2 separate regions of the Homo sapiens genome follow, and region 1 is linked to region 2. A link is a contact called in ENCODE Hi-C data. All regions are on one chromosome and are shown on one strand. The core of a region is the stretch at or near the end of the contact, and the rest is flanking DNA. Distances in the headings are between cores, read along the strand shown.

The links. Hi-C counts contacts between places; a loop is a spot of excess contacts on that map. Pooled maps may share reads with other maps.
Region 1: a loop to region 2 is called in a pooled map, with 4 times the contacts of the local background. The contact joins the enhancer-like site here to the promoter of LINC01186 in region 2. A Hi-C loop is called at or near these places in 3 of 168 maps with a recorded cell type or tissue (CD8-positive, alpha-beta T cell, PC-9 and naive thymus-derived CD4-positive, alpha-beta T cell) and 11 of 50 pooled maps.

Annotation. Positions count from the first base shown.
Region 1 is chrX:46,278,669-46,281,433 of GRCh38, forward strand. No RefSeq gene overlaps it. Among named protein-coding and RNA genes, the nearest start is that of LINC01186, 48 kb to the right of the region's middle. Within about 2 kb of position 1,408, at least 2 of the 41 ENCODE cell types and tissues checked have a DNase peak (open chromatin) inside an H3K27ac peak, as active enhancers do.
Region 2 is chrX:46,325,932-46,328,959 of GRCh38, forward strand. LINC01186 (long intergenic non-protein coding RNA 1186) reads right to left here and starts at 1,743. Exons shown (of 2, transcript NR_110388.1): 1 at 1,620-1,743; 2 at 1-523. RefSeq lists an enhancer at 1,015-2,214.

The DNA of each region.
Region 1 (2,765 bases), core at 158-2,657, 48 kb before region 2:
CTTCTTGCTTTCCTTTATTAGCCAACCACTTTCTCTGAAAATGATGGTATAAAAGGAAACAGAAAATAGGCCAACTCATAGTTCCTTTTCCTTTCAGTTTAACCTTATTCATCAGTAAGCCAAAGGTAGGGAGTGTTGGTAGCATGTGTGCATATCAAGATGTGAAATAAAAGTATTTGGCTTTGTTCTGTGTAGTGTTTTCCACTGTTCTGGTAAGAATGAAATACATATCCGTGTGACCTACAAAATACTAATTGCATAATTTTGGTGATTCTGCATATGGGTTAAATGCTCTTATATTTTGATTTAAAAGTAGCACTGGGTAACATAAAAATAAATGACCCAATTCATGCTAATAATTCAAATTTTTAACTTTTCTTTACTTAGAACCACATTAGCAAATAAAAGACATAATGACTAGTTGTGAAAAAGAGATCACGGAAGAAAGGATAAAGCTTCACATTTTATTACCGCTAATGTACTTTGTTACTGCGTTTTGAACAAGGAGTCCTGCATTTTTATTTTGCACTGGGCCCTGCAATTTATGTAATTGGAGATTGCCTTGATATCTGCATTTGTGGTTTTCAAAAAGTCTGCCACTTCACAAGCCCACACTTTATGTTGGAGTCATTGTGTGGGTGTAAATTGTGTGAGTAGGTGTGTGTTAGCAGGGTTGGAGTGAGGAGGGGAAAGCGCTGGAGAGCAGGCGACAGTGGCAAGACCAAATTAAGAGCACACAGATTTCAGAAAAGGAAGTGGTCATTGGATTCTCTGAAGGGCTCACAGTATTAAAGTCACAGGAACAATGCTGAGATATTATCATGTTAAATTTTCCAAGTCAAATGGTGAAGAGATGGAGGTCGGGGGAGGAGTTTCAGCTTCACCATGGCAGCAAAAAGGTTTTCAGAAGCCTGCGTGAAGCAGTTCTCTCTCAGAACTAAATGTACAGAATGTAAAAGACAACCAGAATTGGTTGTAAATGTCATTTGTTGTGAGATGGAAAGTAATCTCAAGATTTTTCCCATATTTAACCCTTGGCATTTTTGTGAAAAAGAGTTGCTGCCTCCCAGTGCCCATGCAGTGAATGTTTTCAAACATACCACCTCTCATTGCATAAAATGAGGTTTGGATTATTTTATCCCTATTTCTTAACATCTACTTGAGGAGCTCAAGCATTTAATATATATTATCCTGCAATAAGTAAAAAATATTTTGAAGATACAAAATTGTGGCTCAGTAAAATTGAGTAGTTTGCTCAATGTCACACAAAAGGCTGAAGAAGAACCCAAATCTTTTGCTTCTTGATATAATGAATGGGATGCTGGATCCTATTCCCTTACTCTGTAAAGACAGAACATGATTTTCTAATTTGGTGTTGGTTATGTGCTTTTGTGGGCAGGAAGGAATGATGAATCATTTTAGACTAAGAGCTACTTCCGGTATTGTTAAGGTCAGCTGATTAGACATTTTAGTTTCACCTCCCACCATAATTATCTTTTGCCATGTAATATAACATAGTCATCGATTCTATGACTCAGACATATTTGGGGAGCCATTATTATGCCTACAGCGTACATCAATCAAAAATGGAGAAATATACAACTCAACAATAAAGTTTTAGACTTCAATATTGGGCTCTCAATAATTGATAGAATGATTAGACAGAAAATCAGCCAGGATATATAAGACTTCTGTGCCTTATATGTATTTCTATACATATATCAAACAACTTGACCTAACTAACATCTATATAACACTCCACCAAACAACATAATACACACATACATATTCTTGCTTTGTGCAAGACCAACTGAGATTTATCCCAGGAATGCAAAGTTAGTTTAAAGCCAAAATTCAATTATCATAATAGATACAGAACAGGCATTTCACAAAATTCAATACCTTTTTATGATAAAAACGCTCAACAAAGTTGTAGTAGAAGGGAACTTCCTCAATCTGAGAAAGGGCATCTATGAAACACCTACAGTTACCATCGTCATCCTATTTCATGGTGAAAGACTGAATGCTTTTCCCCCAAAATCAGAAACAAGGAAAGGGTGTCCATCTCACCAATTCTACTCCACATTGCACTGGAGGTCTGGCCAGTACATAATTAATCATGTAATTAAAAAGAAGTAGAAAGCATTCAGCTAGAACGGAAGAAGTAAAACTTCACAAATGATCTAATCCTGTTTATAGAAAATCCTAAGGAGCTCCTGAAACACTTATTAGAACTGATAAACAAGTTCAGCGAGGTTGCAAAAGACGATACCAATATATGAAGATCAATTGTATTTATAGATGTATATATAAAGAATGAACAATCCAAAAGTGAAATTAAGAAAATAATTCCATCCAAAAGATTACCAAAAAGAATAAAAATTTTGGAATACATTTAACAAAAGAATTGCAAGACATATGCAATGAAAATTATAAAACATTGTTGAGGGAAATTAAAGAAAATTTAAATAAATGGAGAAGGTCCATGTTCATGAATTGGAAAAATTCTTATTCTTAAAATGGCAATTATTCCAAATTAATCAGTAGATTCAGTGCAGTCCCCATCAAAATTCCATAAGCCTTTCTCTTTCTCTCAATTTCTCTCACAAAAATTCATGAGCTGATCCTAAAATTTGTATGAAAAACCAAAAGACACAGAAGAGCTAAAATGATTTTTTAATAGAAATGTCGTGGACTTTCACTTTGCAATTTTAAAAACTTACTATAAAGCTATAGCAATCAAGACAAATCAAAAAATAAACAAT
Region 2 (3,028 bases), core at 493-2,992:
CCTGGGCTAGTGAATTTGGTGTTTTTGTTTGTTGGTCTTTAAATAAATGAACTTAAAATAAGATTTTCCAAATTTGAAAATAGATGCCTTATAGAGTAGATTTCTTATGCAACAATATAAAAATAAGAAATTAAATCTGGGAACGAGACTTAATTCTCCAACATGATTTTGTTTTGAAGTTCAGCCTCTTCAATGAGATGCAGGTATGGGGGAAGGGCTCCATTTAAAGAGCCCAAATTCCTATCTGTTACTTCAGATATCAGGTCAGATTAGTACTTTTAGAAAGTTTAACAGACCCCTTTGATGCAACAGGAAAGAAAAACAAGCTCTCTAAGCAGGAAAATTCAGGACATCCTTTTTCTTAGTTTTACGTGATGCAGTGAGTCACTTAGAGACTCTCAGGAAAATAAGCCCAGGATGGCCATCAAGATTAGGGAACATACTGGCCCAAACAGCTGCAGAGCAAGTAGCTTCTCTGTCCCTGGTTCCCATCCTCCTAGTGTTTTCTCTTTAGGGCCAAGTGCTGTAAGAGAGAAAAGAACAAGATGACAAGGTCAAGACAGCCTCTTTGTAATCCTTCTCAAATCACCGAGAAACAAATCAACCACGATTGTATGCATTTTGATGTGACAGGGAAATAAAGTAAGGTAGAATATTGTGGAGGTTTGGGGGGCAACTTTGACCAAAGATTCTCAAGTTCATCTCACTCTCTTGGGTTAAAAAAGCATGTGAAGCCAGAAGTTTGAGACCAGCCTGACCAACATGGAGAAACCCCATCTCCACTAAAAATACAAAAATTAGCCGGGCGTGGTGGCACATGCCTGTAACCCCAGCTACTTGGGAGGCCAAGGCAAGAGAATTGCTTGAACCCGGGAGGCAGAGGTTGCAGTGAGCCGAGATCGCGCCACTGCACTCCAGCCTGGGTGACAGAGTGAAACATTGTCTCAAAAAAAAAAAAAATTCAGAAAGCAAAATTTCTTGCCCCTGTAAATTCACACTTCAATAGAAAACTATTGCCTGTAGTACGTGCTTTCAGGCGTTATCTGATTCTGATTCTACTGGAGCTATTTGCCACTCCCTAAGTTGTAGGTCACTGATAGATATGCAAATCCTGTCCTATCTGGTTCAATTGACTTCCTTCCCCCTGTGTGTGTGGCGGCGGGGGCGGGGTGGGGGGCAATAAACAGTTTGCTTCCATTTGCAATTCATCTCTAAATTCCTTTACTCCACATAAATTGGGGCTGTTTCTTTTTTAAACCAGTTATAACATCTGCCTGGCTCTCTCAGTTATGTAAGTAAAATAAAGTCTTTAACACATGTTCGTTTTTATATCTGTATAACGGTCACGATTTTACCTCTTTCTGGAAATTACCTTTTAACACCCTTGTGAGATTTCTTTCTTAGGTAGCAGCAGCAGGAGACCTGGTGGAGGACCTTCAGTCTAGAGAAGACCAGTACCAGGCCATCCGGTCTATAGGTAAAGAGCAGATGCCTCCCACAGAGCTGTGCTCCACAGAAGAAACAAAGGGGCTCTTCGAAAGGGACATGTCCCTTCTCCCACCTGCCTCCCTTCCAACCTCCCAAATTAACACCACCATCTAAAACAAGAATTTGGTCACCTTTCGGAAGGCATCTTTCCCGTTTTAGAAGGGGTTACTTCTGGATCCTCTCTCAACTTGCTGGTTTCCCACGCTCTCGACTTGCAGTTTCACCCAGTGGGCAGGGCTGGGTTTCTGTTAGCCTGGCTGCAACCTCCTGCGCCCTGCCAACACACAATGATCAGTGGCATTCCTGGAATTCCTGACATAGCAGAGAAGCCAGGCTTGGCCCTGCAAATGCCCTTGAACTGCAGTTCTGACCCCAGTGGGGCATTTTATCTTTTATTCACAGCCAGAGGTTAGGACCTATTTATGTAAATCCTCTGCCAAGGGTCGATTCATCTTGACCCCCTGGTTTTCATTTCTCTAATTGTCCCAGGTATTTTTTAGACCCCTTGGAAACTCTTCATTCAGTGAAAAACCTTGGGGTCAGTAAGAATGCGGTAACAAAGGAAAGGGGGTGGGGGCCTGGAAGAGTTGAGGAGGCTTCCTTTGAAGTGTTGTAAAGAAGCTTTCAGAGGCCACCCAGTTTACAAAGTAAAAACAGCAATGACCTCATGCACCCCATTTTATTCACGGAAAATAAGCTTTCTTGAAATGGTGTCTTCACCTAAGAAGTTTCTTAGAGCATGCATTGTTCAATTTTGTTTCCTAAAGCACACATTGTCCAATCTCAGTGGTGGTAAGGGGTTGGGGAAGGAGCTGTCAGAATTGCGGGCCTTTGGGCAGGTGGTGGCTCCTCAGACAATTGTTCCCACTTAATGGGCCCAGGATCCCTCCCAGATTTGCATTTTAAAAGGGGGCACTGCCTCCCCAATAGTGAGAAAATACTTGATCCCTGAGAATTGACCCAGGTGACAGAAATTTCAGGCCACATGGAAAGCCAGCAGGGGAGATACTTGGAGGTCAGCAGGGCTTTTGGAGGCCTTCAAATAATTCTTGATTGAGGGCCTTGTGCTCTAACCTCCAACTCACAGTAATAAAGGGAAGGAATTGCTTGGAAAACAGCCCAACTGTTTTACAACCCTAACAGCAAATTTTACTTTTTCACTAACTGAATTTTCATGTACGTTTTAAGCCAGTTGGATTTTTTTAATGCTCTATTTTCAATAGAAAGATGGGGGAAAAAAATCTTCTCTTAAAAAACTATTTTTCTTCATTTTCTGTCAACTTTTTATTACGAAAAACTTCAAACATGCAGAAAAGTTGAAAGAATAGCACAATGAAAACCCCTATACCCACCATTGAAATTTGACAAATGTTAACCTTCTGGTATATTTGCTTTATCTATATACACAGCTATATATACAGATTTGCTTCATGAATATATACTTTTTTTTTTGCTGATCTATTTAAAAGTAAATTAAATTAAAAGTGACATCATGACACTTCATCCCAAATACTTCAGCTTGCATCATTCTAATATAAGT